Regions from separate parts of the Mus musculus genome. Here regions 1 and 3 are each linked to region 2. Evidence: chromatin loops called from intact Hi-C (ENCODE). Cell type or tissue: left cerebral cortex. All regions are shown on one strand. Region 1 has its middle 7.9 kb from the start of Gm39870. Region 2 holds the start of Ptprj (protein tyrosine phosphatase, receptor type, J). Region 3 holds the start of Nup160 (nucleoporin 160).

Evidence for each region. Hi-C counts contacts between places; a loop is a spot of excess contacts. Peaks named below come from ENCODE experiments on the same cell type or tissue, not always from the same donor. Only the 100,000 strongest peaks of a DNase experiment are listed, where the experiment ranks them.
Region 1: it touches region 2 in a loop (2.2-fold over the local background); 4 of 42 quality-filtered maps call a loop at or near these places.
Region 3: it touches region 2 in a loop (4-fold over the local background); 23 of 42 quality-filtered maps call a loop at or near these places.

The regions. Positions count from the first base shown.
Region 1 is chr2:90,629,924-90,634,923 of GRCm38, forward strand. No RefSeq gene overlaps it. Among named protein-coding and RNA genes, the nearest start is that of Gm39870, 7.9 kb to the left of the region's middle. In left cerebral cortex, no CTCF peak of the experiment used is centred here; DNase peaks (open chromatin) are centred at 2,567 and 4,885.
Region 2 is chr2:90,577,839-90,582,838 of GRCm38, forward strand. It overlaps Ptprj (protein tyrosine phosphatase, receptor type, J), which reads right to left and starts at 2,757. Exons shown (of 24, transcript NM_008982.6): 1 at 2,318-2,757. The coding sequence starts at 2,413. Gm46752 reads left to right here and starts at 2,917. Exons shown (of 3, transcript XR_001783391.2): 1 at 2,917-3,078; 2 at 3,273-3,532. In left cerebral cortex, CTCF peaks have their summits at 1,962 and 2,595; DNase peaks (open chromatin) are centred at 280, 1,394, 1,717, 1,946 and 3 more places; H3K4me3 peaks cover 3,360 bases; H3K27ac peaks cover 2,859 bases.
Region 3 is chr2:90,676,344-90,681,343 of GRCm38, forward strand. Nup160 (nucleoporin 160) reads left to right here and starts at 872. Exons shown (of 37, transcript NM_021512.2): 1 at 872-1,127; 2 at 2,671-3,165; 3 at 3,429-3,540. The coding sequence starts at 3,066. In left cerebral cortex, a CTCF peak has its summit at 2,109 (motif pointing left); DNase peaks (open chromatin) are centred at 2,212, 2,807 and 2,969; H3K4me3 peaks cover 1,585 bases; H3K27ac peaks cover 842 bases.

The sequences.
Region 1 (5,000 bases), 52 kb after region 2:
CTGTGGTACAGTCAGTCAGGTCACCATACCTCAGCCCATCCCTCTCCAAGTGCCCCCAAGACACTCAGAATGGTGCCCAAAGGCAGGTGGATGGCCTGCAAGCCCCCAGTTTGTCTGCTCACCTCTGGTCCCTGGCTTCTTCTTCTCTCCTCTGACCTCCAACTGACACTGACCTCCTTAATGTCCCAAAGCAAGTCAGAGCCTTTATGGCTCAGAGCCTGCTGCTCTGAGAACCCCAGCAGCGATTCCTCTTGGGTCCCTCGAAATTCACTGTCTCATTTCCCTAAGGCTTACTTTCCTCAATGTCCTGGTCTCAGAGCAACCTTCCCAGACTACCATATTCAAAAGCCACATTCTGTTCTTCTTACACAAGTAAGGAGTCTTCTCTCCAGCGCTTCTTGTCGATATCTGCCCAGTCTCTTGTTTAACTTCTCACTGAGAGTTTCTTTTTTCTATGAATATAAAACTCTAGTTTGTTCCAGGCTAGGCCCCCAGCCCCCAGAAAATGTATACACTAAAAACCATGATTTTTTAAAAATAGATGTAGAAAGGACATTGACCTCCTCTCACTCAGGAGTCCTCTAATCTAGAGGCTAGTGGGCCCATGTCTTGGCATAGTAAATGTGCCAGACCCTCCTTCTTTCTATAGGCTCCTAGGTTTTTATGATTGAATAAAAGAAATGATGCATTTTTTTTAAATGGAGAGATGGCTCCTCAATAAAGAGCACATACTGATCTTCCAGAAGATCTGAGTTTGGTTCCCAACACCCTTATTGGACAGTTCACAGACACCTGTAACTCCATTTCCAGGGGCTCTGAAGCCACTCTTCTATCTTTCTATGGGGCTCTGAGAGTCAGGAATACCTACTGGGTTGGTGAAGATACCACATCCAGGTTCCTTGGCATTCCTCTCCTCATTGACCCATTCATAACGTTATCAGCAGAAATCCTGACAGCAAGCAAATCACCAAGCCATCCCACAAGCACAGGGAGACCATAGGCCATCAGGACTGCTGGTCCTAGAGAAGGGTACCAGCTGACCAGATACATTCGGGTGGATGCTGCCAAGCAATTTGGAGAAGGTACAGCATTTCCCAACGGCTCCACCACTGCTAATACAAGTAATGTTTGCAAAATACATGGCTAATAACAGTTTAGGGAAGTTAAAAAAAATTAGAAAAGAAACAAATAAAATTTTCTTAGGCTGGAGAGATGGTTCAGTCAGTAGAGAGCTTGCCTTGCAAACGTAACAACCTGAGTTCAATTCCTAGAACTCATACAGAAAACCAAGAGCAGCGGCAGGCAACTGTAATCCCAGCACTGGGAAGAAGTAGATTTAGAGTTCACTGGCCAACCCAGTCTAGCTACCCTCATCAGTAAAGCTCCAGGCTAGTAAAGCATGTGGTCTGGGTAAGAGAGCAGACATTACTTGAAGAATGAGACTTAAGGCTTGACCTGCAAGCTCCCTTAATTCCAGCACTTTCCGGGCAGAGGCAGAGAGATCTATGTGAGTTGGAGACCAGCCTGGTCTACATAAAGAGATCCTGTCTCAAAACAGCAATAGCAACAAAACAAAACAAGACTTAAGGTTGACTCTGAACCCACAACACAGCATCATACTTTTTTTCTTTCCTTTAAATCTCTCTCTTTCCTTCCTTTAAACAGGATCTCACTATATAGTCCTAACTGGAACTAAGTTTGTAAACATGGCTGACCTACAACCCACAGTGATTTCTTTTTCACCTTTGCCCCTGACCCTACCCCCACTGCTGGGATTAAAGATATGTAGTACCATACCCAGCAAAACATATTTTTTCTTTAAACCTGTATTTTAAAAAATACTACCAGAACAATATGCAGTTATCAAAAAAGTTACGGCATAGATATTTTATATTCTCTGTCCATACAAAGACTTTATAGGAGCCAGGGTGTGTTTTCATCTCACTTTGAAGCGCCCTCTGCTTCAGGTCTACAGAGCGTGAAATACATGGAACCAACATGGGCTCCATGGGTCCTGATGGAGGGGATTGGTACAAAAGCTCGCAGGAGCAGCGGCCCGGGGCGGTGGCAGGCGGCGGGCGGCAGCTCCAGGAGGAAGCAGGTTTCCTTGCCTTTCCTTTCGTGGAACCTTTCCTTCCCTAGGCCACTTGTGGTTTTGTGCCTCCCTTGGGTACTAGGACTTCTTGCTCCTCGCAGATCTGTTCAGCGCCGTGGAGGCTTTCCACGCTTAGACCTGCCTCTGAACCCATTAGGGAACCTGACTCAGCACGTTCAGTCTCCTCCACCAAGAGGAAGAGTTCGGGAGGCCAGCATCCCCTCTCCCAGCAGCCCCAGGGATAGAAAGCACTCAGTGGGTTTCTTTTCACCAGAGAGAGAAATGCCACACTCAGTCCCAAAGAACCCTCAGAGAAGGCAGGAACAAGCTGGAATTTCTTCTGTTCAGTATTCTTTCCAGGAAAACAACAAAACACTTTTAGAACAATTTCTGTCTGCCTTCTCTTACAAGTTAGGGCAGCTGAGTGGTTCCCAGGGTGAAGCTATTTGGAGTCAGCTCAACTTCTCACGAAGCTGCTCCTCTGAACATTCTGCCATCTGCTCTTGTTTTGCATCTGCTTTTTGGTCCAGGTTTAGCCTGGTCCACCCCATCTCTAAGACTTGCCCAGTTCCTCTATCCCCCTCCCTGCAGCCCCACAAGCTTATTTCTGCCTTTTCCTCTGCCTTGTCAGGCTCTATTGTGGTTTCTGATGATTTCCCATTTGTTTAATCATTCCAGTAAAATGGGACCCAAAACAGAAAATAAGACAGTATCGACTTGGGTGGGAAACGGACCTGCTAGAACAACTTCAAGCAACAACAACGTGCTAATCTCCCTTCGCTTCACTTTGCAGCATGTATTTCTATGCACAGCATCAGAGCAAGTCAGGGACGGTGTTTTGACTCTGCACTCAACTGTGTGCACTGTACAAGGCTTTATGGTGCACGCTCAGAACAGAACTGCTTCTGCTCCAGAAGACCCAGCAGGGGAAAAGTATGATGCTTTCACTCACCGTAAGGCTTAACTTAGCCTAGAAGAGGGAAGAATTCGTGGCCAAGGCATATCTGAACTGGGATTTGAAAGGTGAAAATATGTGCATGTGTCTGTGTGCGTGTGGTTGTGTGCAGGCACAGTTGCCCACGATACACGTGTCCTCAATCATTCACCACCTTTTTATCGACACCTTACTTTCTGAGATTAGGTCTCAAACTGAACCTGAGGTTCACAAGTTTGGCAGCCAGCAAGCCCTCTAGGTCCACTTGCTCTCACCCCACACGTGTTGGAGTGACAGATGAGCGCTGTACCCTCCTTTTACATGAGGGATATGGGATCAAACTCAGATACCCACGTCTGCACACCAAGCATTCCTCACTGAGCCCCAAGAATAATTTTAAAGCCAAGGTTGATAGGGACCAATCTGTCTCGCAGGCAGAAAGCAAAGCAGCAAAGTATGAGAGCTTTGGCGGGAGTGGAAGACACAGTCATCTGGTCCAGGGGAGGCTTCTGTCAGTGCTGCTGCTGAACTGACAGGTCAAAGTTTTGAAAATCATCCCTTAATAAAAGGCAGAGTCCTAACCAACACACTTAGATTTCTGGTCAGGCATTCCCTACACAGAGCCGTTGGGTTCTTCATACATCTGAAGCACACGGTTGAGAGCAATGAAGGAAAAAATGGTCACCTGGTCTCTTTGGCTGAGCTACCACCACCGTAGGCACCTACAAGGCAGTGTTTGAAGGCTGCTGGCCACATGGAGAGGAGGAAGACTCTGAGTTCTGTCCGCTTGAGGAATGTGCACCAAGACCTCCCAGGCCACCCCGAGGCTGCTTTTCTGAAATCTGTCTTCAGACAGTATGAGGGGCATCCCTGCTTGAGATCAGAGTAAAAGTGTTTGCTCCTTTGTAAAAACAAGAGAGAGGGTAGGGCAAGAGGGAGAGAGGGGATGCCTCTAAACACTCCTCACCCCTATAAAACTGAGTACTGCTGTTTAGGCAGCCAACTGATAGGAGAGTCTGAAATGTCTGAAAATTGCACACCCTTTAGCCAGCACTAAGGAGGCAGAGCCAAGAGGAACTCTACAACGTCAAAGCCAGCCTGATCTACATAGCAAGTTCCAGGACAGCCAAAGTTACACAGCGAGACCCTGCCTCAAACAAACAAACTATAAATAAGATAGAATCACACAAATCCAAAGGACTGAGTTTGTCTCTGCTTCTTTGGTACCATCCATCCCCACAAGGACAGCTCGGTTATCCCAAGAGATGTTTATTACCTAGGAGTCATCCTGGACAGCAGAGACAGAGCATCCCAAGCTCCACATCACCTCCACATTTGACTGCTCTCTCAATTTTTAGTTCTTCTACTTGGATTCTGTACCCCTGAGAAGACAGGCCCAAAAGTGCCGCTGCTGTGTCTCCGGTATTAGCATAAAGTGGGTATTGGATGCACATTGCCAAAATTTGCAGAGCTGAACGATAGTATGTATCAAATGTACACACTCTGCTACCCAGAGAGACTATTTAAAAACATTTTTGTTGTTTTTTTTAACTATGTGCCAGTGTGTGTGTGCATACGTGCATGTGCACACATGTATGTGCACGCAGATATGTGAATGTGAGTGTCCTTCAGAAGCCAGAGGCATCTGTTCCCCCTGGAGCTGTAGTTACAGGTGGTTGTTAACTGCTTGACGTGGGTGTAGAAACCAAACTCTGGTCCTTTCTGGGGGACTTTGAGTGATAATGGGAGATGGTACCTACCATACTTGACTACAACACTGATGGTACTTTTGTGCACTGAGGATGCTATGCACATCTTGAAAATGAATCCTCCCTGTGAAGCAATATAGGATGGTTCCCCAGGATATAGTAACTAGAAAAGCAAGGTGCAGAATAGGGTTTAGTCATACTGTCACTGTCTTAAAAGGAGGAGAGAGAATGCAGAGGAGGCAAGATGCATCATGCATATCCA
Region 2 (5,000 bases):
CCTACCCTGGGTTCCATCCCCAGCACCAGAGAGAGGGAGAGAGAGAGAGAGAGAGAAGGTGCCGATCCCCTGCAAGAGTCCATATCAAAATGAAACTGCTGAAAAGGATTGTTTTTGGAGATATTTCTTCATGAAACCTTTTATATTTCCTATTTTGTAACAAATACAAAAACAAGAATATGAAGACAGGACTCTCGAGTTTCTACAGAACAAACTAGAGGAAGGAAATAAGCAAACCCAAGGCAGGCGGAGGGTAGCAATGTGCTAAAGAAACACAAGGAAGGATTGGGCAAGAGATAAATTTACCCAAGATACTTTTTGCTGATTCAAAGCACAGCTTGCAACTTCTACTATTGTTGAAACAAAAGTCAGATACATACATATACATATGTATAATCAAATTAAACTAAAGAGAAATGTAGCTCAAATGTTTCTATAATATAAATTTTAGTTCAAGAGAATTTCAAGACCACACCATCCTGTACATGGAACACAAAAGCAAACAGATCTCAATGAGCTTGAAGCCACCCTAGTCTGCATAGCGAATTCTTGGAGAAGGGGAACTTCAAATAAGAAGCAGTTCTTTTTCTTTAACGTCAAAGACTGCTGTGCATGAATTTCCTACAGGGAAAGGATGAAGACAGCCCATCCACAATGTTCCCCAATAAATCCCCAATCCCATCTGAAAAGGCTTTATATGAAAAGTGGTGTACATATATAATATATATTTACAAAATTCTTTCACTCTTCAATGGAAGCCATTCAAACAATTCTACTATGAAATGGTGTGTCCCCTCCCCCATTCCTGCAGATGCTTTTTGCTAAAGATGGAATTGGGGAAAAGGGGCAAAATCAACTCTGGTTCTTCTTCAGACTCAGCTCTTACCCAGTCCAGTAAAGAATTATTTGCTGGGGACAACACCACGAGTCCTGTGCAAATCCTGCTTTAGAAACTATAAGTTACCCTTGCTGACAATTAGTTCAGGCCCAGACTCAGGCTCCCTTCTTCTGCCCGCCTGCTCTGCTGCCCCAGTGCCTATGTTTCCTCTAGAACAATTCATATTCTCATTCTCTCTCTCTCTCTCTCTCTCTCTCTCTCTCTCTCTCTCTCTCTCTCTCTCTCCCTCTCTCCCTCTCTCTCTCCCTCCCTCCCTCCCTCCCTCCCGTGTCTGTGTGTGTGCAAAGCTTTCTCTCAAAGTCAGTTTCCATCCCCAGCCTATGCTTCATTTGTGTCTCACTGTCTGTTTAGAGCTGGTACCTATAAAGCAAGTGAGACTTTCATTAGCAAAAAGCAAGACAAGAGCATCCTCCAGGCCACTTTCAGCTGCAGAGTTCAAGACCACAGCCAGTTCCCAGAAGGCTGTGAGGCAGAACTCGCTTGCTCAGCTCCCGCAGCACCAGCTGGGTGATTCCACTCTTTCACTTCTCTCCCTCAGTTCCCTATCTGCAAAATGGGAATGTCCCCCCAGCTGCCTTGCATCACATCCCCTGCCATGAAAATACCACTGAGAGAAAAGATCCAAAATTCGAGTCCCACCATTATCGGAAAAAAAAAAGTGAAGCAAGGAAAAAAAAAAAAGAAAGAAAAGAAAAGTCTGGAGGGGAGGGGTATAGCTAGCGCCCACAAAGCACGAATGCACACCCAGAAAAGCCAGCACTATCTCAGGAGCGATGATGAGAACAGAGCCAGCAGCCTCAAGGGACGCCTTTGAGCGGCCACCTTGGCAAGGCTGGGAACTTTCCCCCACAAAAAGCGCCCTCGGTTCTGAGTCCGGCGCTTCGCCCACCGCCCAGCGCCAGGGCCTGTCCCCAAGCACCCGGCCACCGCCACTGCCCTTCTGTCCAAGCCCTCGTGCCCCTCCAGGCCGGGTCGTAGGTCGGCCTCGGCTCAGCCAGGCCGTCCCTGCTCCGCATCCACAGCCCTCCGCAAACACGCCCCCTCCGGCCGCTTCGGGCGCGCAAGCAGGGCCCGCGCTGGCCAGACGTGACCAGCTCCGGGAAAGGCCGGGCCACCGCCGCCTGCAGCCCATGCGGGAGCTTCTATGGAAGAGTCAACGGGCACGGCGGGGGACACCCTGGGGACCCCGGAATCCTGCCCTTCCCCTGGCACCCGGGAGCCAGGGAAGGGGCTGAGTGGCGGGAGCAGGAGGCTGGCCAAGATCCCTGCCAGCCTCCTCCAGGAGGAAGGCTCCCAGGACCACGATCTCTCAGACCCTCGCCGGGTGTTCCTGGAACGGGTGACACCCGGGCAGGTGCAGGCGATGCCAATTCGGCCCGCGTCTTCCTACCACACGCCCAGGCCCACTCGAGAGCTTACCTGGCCCTGGCGTAGCAACAGCAGCAGCGGCAGCAGCGCCCAGCGGAGCCCGGGCGAGCGCGGGGGTGTCCGCGTCTCCCGCGCCGCGGGCTTCATGCCCTGCGCGCCCTGGAACGTGCCCGGGACGCGCCCCGCCGTGTGCCCGAAGCCGGGCGCCCTCGTCTCCGTCTCCAGCCGACGCCTCCGCCTCCTTCTCCGCCAGCCGGTCCGCCTAGTCCCCGCTCCGCCCGCCCCGGGCTTCCCCGGGGACATGGCAGCGGCGGCGGCGGCGGCCACACGGCGGAGCCTAGCGCGCCTGGCGCGGAGCGGCCGCGGCCTTAGACTCGCAGGGGCTTCGCGGGGCGGAGCGAGCGGCGCCCACCCTCCGCGCGTGGCTCCCAGCTCCCGGCTCCCGCGGCCCCGGCTGCTCCCTCTGCCTCCTCCGCGCGTCATGCGGCTCCGGCTGCAGGGAGCCGCGCCGAGCGCTCGGCCCCCTCTCTTCCCCTCCCCCTCTGAATATTCATCGCTTCCTCCCGCTCGGGCGGGCCGGCCGCTGCCGTGCTCCGCGGCCCCTCGCCGCCCTCTCGCCGCGGCCCCCGCCCCCAGCGAGCTGGCGGCGGGCGGGGAGTGGGCGGTGGCGAGCCCGGTGCACGCTCTGGCGTCTCCCCTCCCGCGGCCGGAGGAAGCGCCCCCTCCCTGTCCGCCTAGCCCTCCCACATTCCTGGGACTCGGGACCCGGGACGCTGCTCCACTGTTCCAGAGCCACGAGCTAGTATGGATGGGTCAGTAGGGACTCTTCAGCCTGGGACTCCCTCCCTGGCTCTGGCTTGAGCGTGCCTCTTGCCCAGGTCACAGTCGTGCTTGCTTCTAGACCGCAATCTGGTGAAGCCTGGCCCGTGGGTGGGCTTTGGGGGAGGGTGTGGGTGAACCCCCCGAAACTATTGGAAGCACACCATGTATTCTGTTCTCTCCCCAGACGCTGGGCCAGGAAGTCAGAGAGCCTGCACAGAAGCTGGTCCAGTGATTAGAGCCCCAGCTGTGGCATATGGCAAGCCCAGCTGTGCTATATACTAACTGTGTAATCCTGGTTGTGTGACTTGGAGAGAGATGCCTCACCTCTCTTGACCACTCTATGCTCCTGTGTAACAGGAAGATACTACGGGTACCTGTCTACCGAGACTTGCCTGGCGATTAAATGAGATCATGGGTAAAGTCCCAAAGAGGGTGGGACATAAGGTGAGCCCATCTGGCAGCTGTCATCACAAGTCCTGATCTGAAAGGAGTTACAAATTACCACGAATACTGCTACTGTGCCCAGGCTCACGAGAGGAAACCAAAGAGCTCTATCTACTGCACCTAGAAGTAATGACAGACAGTACCAAACCAAGGCATGCTAGGGAGGGAAAGACTGATTCTGACCAAAGGAAGAGGTGACACTTGAGCTGGGCTTTGATGGATGGTTGGGTTTCACCGGGCAGAGAGAGGGGAGCAGTGTGGCAGGAAGTGGGAGCAACTTGGCAAAAAAAAAAAAAAAAAAAAAAAAAAAAATCAGAAGGCAGATTCTTCAACCTTGACCTTCTGAGAAACAGAGAAACAGGAGCGTTCTATTTGGGAAGACCTGAGCAGCCAAGATAGTGAAGTGAATCTAGTCTGGACCCTATGAGAACTGGAATGTAGACCACCAGGTGTCCAGCCTGCTTCTAGGCATCCCTTGGGCCTCAGAGTCCCAGCTTCACGCAGAGAACAGAGGGGAAAGGGGCTGCACCTGTCCTCTGGTATTTTGCATTTGATTAAACACTATCTGGTTATCACAGCCCACAGGAGTTATGTTCCTCCCTGCCTCACTCTTCTTGAGGCAGAAACAGGTGTTTTTTAAAAGCACTCACACCAGCCAGGCATGGTAGCACACAGCTTTAGTCACAGCAATCAGGAGGCAGAAACAGGAGGAGGTAAATTCAAGTCCAGCCTGGTCTACAGAGTGATTTCCAGGACAGCTGGGGTAACATCATAAAGAGACTTCATCTCAAAAAAATTAAAAAATAAAAATAAACAAATAAATAAATAAAGCACCTTCCATGGTGCCCAGAGGAAAGGAGTTATAATGCTAATAGAACTGTACCTGCCCCTGATCCTCACAGACCTTGCACCATCCCAGTTGCCACAGATTCACATCTTGGTTCTGTCAACAGGGGTATGAACTCCTGCATGCCCTTTGATTTCCTACTGGGTAGAATGTATGCCCCCATTTAAGAGGTAGTGACCGTTTAAGAACTAACAGCCTTCTCTGAGAAGGGGTTAATACGTGCATAATAAACAAATCAAGATGAACTGATACTCTGTATGAGAAATGAACCCTGAACAGTGCTAGTTGGAAACTCCTTGTGGGCGGGACCTCATCTCCTCTGCCTACTCTGTGGCATCTTCACGATGCCTAGCATGTTCAGTACATTGTAGGAGCTGGGGCTCTTAAAATGTGTGGTTACCTGATGGGGAACATGGATTCTTTGCAAAGACAGACTAGGGAAGAATCATTCCCTAGGCAAAGGGATACCACAGTCTCTCTTTGCAGTTAGAATGGTGTTATATACTTGTCTTCTGTGAACCATAGCTGCCAATGCTTAATTCTATTTAACCACAGTTTTGAATTTATGGAGTTGTTTTGTTTTATAAAAAGGTCCCAGGTAGCCCAAGCTGACCCCTAACT
Region 3 (5,000 bases), 99 kb after region 2:
GGCAATGTAAAGTGTTACTGTTAACTTACTGCAATTCACCTTGAATTTACTGTAACATGAACCAAAGGTCAAAGACAGCTTGAAGCTTGGAAAACATCACATCTCAAGTTCTATTCAGCCATAAACAAGAAGAAAATCATATCGTTTGAATGAAAATGGTTACGTTGGGGATCATCATTATTATTAATAAAGGAAGGCACAAAAATGCAAAATCTAGATTTAAATATATGTATACATGACATAAAAGGGGAGGGGAGGACTATTATTTGGGAAGAGGAAGGGGAACAGTAAGAGGGAAAGGGAGGACAAGATTTGCTAACAGGTGAATGTGAACAAAGTAGGCTAAAGTACATGTATGAAAATGTCATATGATGTCCATCATTTGTAAAATGAATAATAACATTAATAAAAAAGCAAACACACACTCTAATAAAATCTTCTGCCTACGTCTGTGAGACAGGGTTTGATGTAACCTAGGCAGGCCTCACACTTACTATGTTGCTGAGACTAGCCTAGAATGCCTCCACCCTCCAAGCACCCAGGATGACAGGTGTGGGCCACTATTCCCAGCTTCATCATGGACCCCCCATCACCCTCCTTTGCCCTTCTTCCCAACTAGTTCCTCTTCCACTTTCATGTCTTTTCTATCTGTGACCCACTGGGTTTAATTAGAGTTGCTTGAATGAGCATGGGAGGGAGTCTTATTTATAGGAGCACCGGCAACTAACCAGCAAATACACCACTGGAGAAAATTACTCCTCCCTCACAGCAGCCACTGACTTTACCTACGGCTCCTCGGGGAGCGATGGGGCCTCAAAGTCCAACCCCCACCACGGAATGTTGACAGGCCCTGTCTTTTGTGTAGGTAACCACAGTTATGATCTCACGAGAGCAGCCACCATGCTGTGTCCAGGAGGCAGTGTCGTTACAGCACACCTTCCCGTTCATCTTGCATTCTTTCTGCCTTGATAGAGATTTTGAATATGTGGGGGAAATGACACTAACAACAAGTTCCCCAAAACATATCTCATTCACCTAGACCAGGCTGGCCTTAAATTCAGAGATCTACCTGCATTTGCCTCCTGTGTGCTGGGGTTCAAGATGTGTGCCACCAAGCCGCACAACAGGTAATCTTTTAAAAAAATATTTTTTAAATTGTGTGTGTGTGTGTGTGTGTGTGTGTGTGTGTGTGTGAGCTTCCCTCTCAAAAAAAAAGTCTCTGAAGCAGAGATTTACACACAGGAAGGAGCACACAGTGTGCTCACAGAACAGCATTGCTAGGGGAGTGAAGAAAGCAGGATTAGGCAGAGAAAACTGAACTGAAATTGACCAGGATGGACCTAGATGGAAGCAAGGGACCAGGACCTTAGGCTTCATCTTGATCCACTGAGATGCATCCACTGAGTGCAGACATAACTCCCTTTTTGCCAAGTACAGAAGGACAGGGGTTAGCAGGGCTCTAGGGGAGACTTTATCTTAGTGAGATTTAGAGGAGTAATTTAGTAAAAATGGAAAAATTAAAGATGCTAAAATGAGGAATAGACCGAAGGTCAAGGTAGGGAGGGTGTCTCTCTATAAGTTCAGACACAGTTCAATGTACAGAAACAGAAGCATAAGGCTATAATTGCTGGTAGGAAAATATGGTTGCAGGGCAAGTTGTCTTCTTTTGTGAGGAATGGGGACGTCAAGACAGTTTCTGTTGCCCTGGTTGTCCTGGAACTCACTCTGTAATGCAGGCTGGCCTTTAACTCACAGAAACCCACCTACCTCTGCCTCCTGAGTGCTGGGATTAAAAGCTGCTTTTTGTTTGATTTGAGCCAGGGTTTTAGGCAGCCTCAGGCTGGCCTTGATCTTGACATAAATTGGAGGATAATCTTGAACTCCTGATCTACTTGCTTCCAAAAGCTGCTGTCAGTGTGCCACTATGCCCACTCGGCCGACTTCAGAGTAAGCTAAGAATGAGTGGGGGTGAGGGCTGGAGACATGGCTCAGCGGTTAAGAGCACCGACTGCTCTTCCCAAGGTCCTGAGTTCAAATCCCAGCAACCACATGGTGGCTCACAACCATCCGTAATGAAATCTAGCGCCCTCTTCTGGTGCATCTGAAGAGAGGTGTGGGCAGTGACAATCACGAAATAGTCATTAAGGCAATAAATGGTCAAGGGAAATGCAATTGCTGGGGCAGAATTATGGAACTTCGCAATGTTGTGATTCTGATGGAGTTGCCAACGAACATGTTCAGCTGTAAGCCTGAAGTTGTAGTTTAATTTATTTACTCATTCATTTACAAAGTCTCACTATGTAGCCCCAAACTGGCTCTGAATGATCAATCTTCAACCTCCAGAGAATACTGACCGATCCCAGAAAGAAATTCACAAACAATTCCTTGCACGTTTGCAAACTGTACTGTATTTTCGATAACTTCAAGAAGGTTGGGGCATTAATATTTAATTCAACGCATCCGACCCGTGTCGCTCAGAGTGGCAAGTGTCTGTAATCCTAGTACTCCGGAGGCTGGGGCGGGAGGATCAGAGTTCGAGGCCAACCTGAGCTGACATCTCAACACATACATGTGTATGCGGGTGTGTAAAGAAAAAGTTTCGCAAAAATGCCAACACAAAGAATCCCTCCTTCCTTTTACTTTTCCTCCTTGTTTCGCTGAACGATGAAGAGGCTGGATAACAACTTACACGCCAACGCTCTAACGGAGGGGAAGGTTCCCGCAAGCTGGGAGTGTGCCCGTCAGGCCTCTTCCCCGCCCGCGCCCGCTTTTCAAAATGAAAACACGCACAGCCCCGCCCCTGCTCGAGGCCGTCGGGAAAAGGGCGCCGCCGCCGCAGCCGCCGCCCGTCTCCGGCCGCTCCGAAGTGACCGCGAGTCAAGGCATCTTCTTCCCGCCTCAGCCTCATTCTCGCGGTGAAAAGCCGCAGATGAGCCTCCGACCCGCGGTCCTCAGGCAGCCAAAATCGCGCACACACATATCCCCGCCTCGCGCCACACCCCCGGAAGTGACGAGCCGACGTGACCCGCCCTTGTCCCGTCAGGCCTCACGGCGACGGCGGGAAGATGGCGGCGGCGGGATCCCTGGAACGGAGCTTCGTGGAACTGAGCGGAGCTGAACGCGAAAGGCCCAGGCACTTTCGGGAATTCACAGTCTGCGACATTGGTACGGAAAGGGCTTGGGAGAATGGGAGCCACTGCTTTCCCTCGGGCTCCCCAAGTAGGCCTTTGGTCTCCCCTGGTGGATCCAAGTCCACATGCCTGAAGCCTGTGCATCATCACATCTTGTCCTGTGCCTGACTTCTTCCTCCCTTTTCCACTCACTATTGTATGCACTGTCAGTCCCTTGCACTCTGCTCCTCGGCACTCTTCAGTGCCTGTCATCCCCCAGAGAACCGCGCATGCAAGCCCACCACATTCATTTTGTAGGGACTGCAAGTGCCGCGTTTGGAACGGTGAAGTACAGTGAGAGCGCTGGTGGCTTCTATTATGTGGAAAGTGGCAAGTTGTTCTCCATCACCAGGAACAGGTTCATTCATTGGTAAGTGCTGCGTTTTCCCTTCCCCCTACAGAGATGGAGGGTTGTCTAATGTGTAAATATCTGTGCCTGTTCCAAGTTACTACGTCTAGCCGTAATCCTCACACAAGCAGAGAACCGGTGTCTCGTGTTCATGTCAGAATCAGTTCTAGAAGTATTCTCGTACCTGGATAAAAACTAAAAGAGTATAGTTGAGATACAACACTGAAGACCCATTTTAGCCATTGATTCAAAATGTCATTATGGTCTTTCAACCTTAATTCTGTTGATGAGATTAAGCTTATACATGTCACACTTGGTGCTGAGTACTAGGAAATGATGCAAGATATTGTAGCAGTATAATAGTAGACATATATAGTGGGTGCCACTTGTGTTGTGCCAATTTCACACACAAAGGATATTAAACTAATGATATAACATAGATATATAAATACAGATTTTCATGCCCCAGAGAAAAGTCTAGGGACTACAAGAAGCTAATGGGACAATCAGATGGTATTGGGAGGAAAGAGGAGGGTATTGAAAGTCAGTTAAACTGAGATCCGAAGGATCAAAAAAGTTAGCTAAGCATGGACAAAGAGGATCAAGTAGACACCATGGAAGGGAATAGACAGACAGACCTTGAGAGCTGGGTTAGGAGGGAATCCAGGGTACCAAGAATGTGAGCATCAAAGAAAGAATGAAAGGAGGACAGTAGATGCATAAAGAATTCCACTCTGAGAAAGCCAAGATCTGTACTTTAACTGAAGGAGACCTGGTTTTGGGGACAAGGATGCAGAGGTTGGTAACGTGATAGAAAGAGACTCTGGTACCTTGGAGAAATCTTCTCAAATCCTGTGAGGTCTGGCCTTGTTTAAGCATAGTATGTTATGTGTCTTAGGGTTTCTATTACTGTGAAGAGACACCATGGCCACAGCACTTCTTATAAAGGGAAGCATTTAATTGAGGCTTGCTTACAGGTTCATATGGTTGGTTCATGATCATCTTGGTGGGAAGCAGGGGGACACACAGACAGACGTAGTGCTAGAGAGGTGGCTGAGAATTCTACATCTGGATCAGCAGACCGCAGAATGAAGGAGTGAGCCACTGGGTCTGGCTCAATCTTCTGAAACCTCAAAGCTGAGTCCAGTGGCAGTTCTTCCAACAGGCTACACCTTCTAACACCACTCCCTAAGCTTTCAAATATATGAATCTATGGGAACCATTCTTAATAATCAACCACAGTATGTATTGTTATTTCTTAAATTGTATGACCTGCCATGAGTAATTTTTGTCCTTTTTTTTTTTTTTTTTCTTAGAATAGCAACACAAAATGCGCTTGCTGTTTTCTTTTATGTTGCTTTAAGCTATTTCCTGCTAGGTTACCTGTCCCCCAGTAAGGATCAATAGATTTTTAGAACTTTTACTCTTATGAATAGAAAAGCCTAGATTCATTCATAACTTTATTTTTCTTTCCTCTGTTG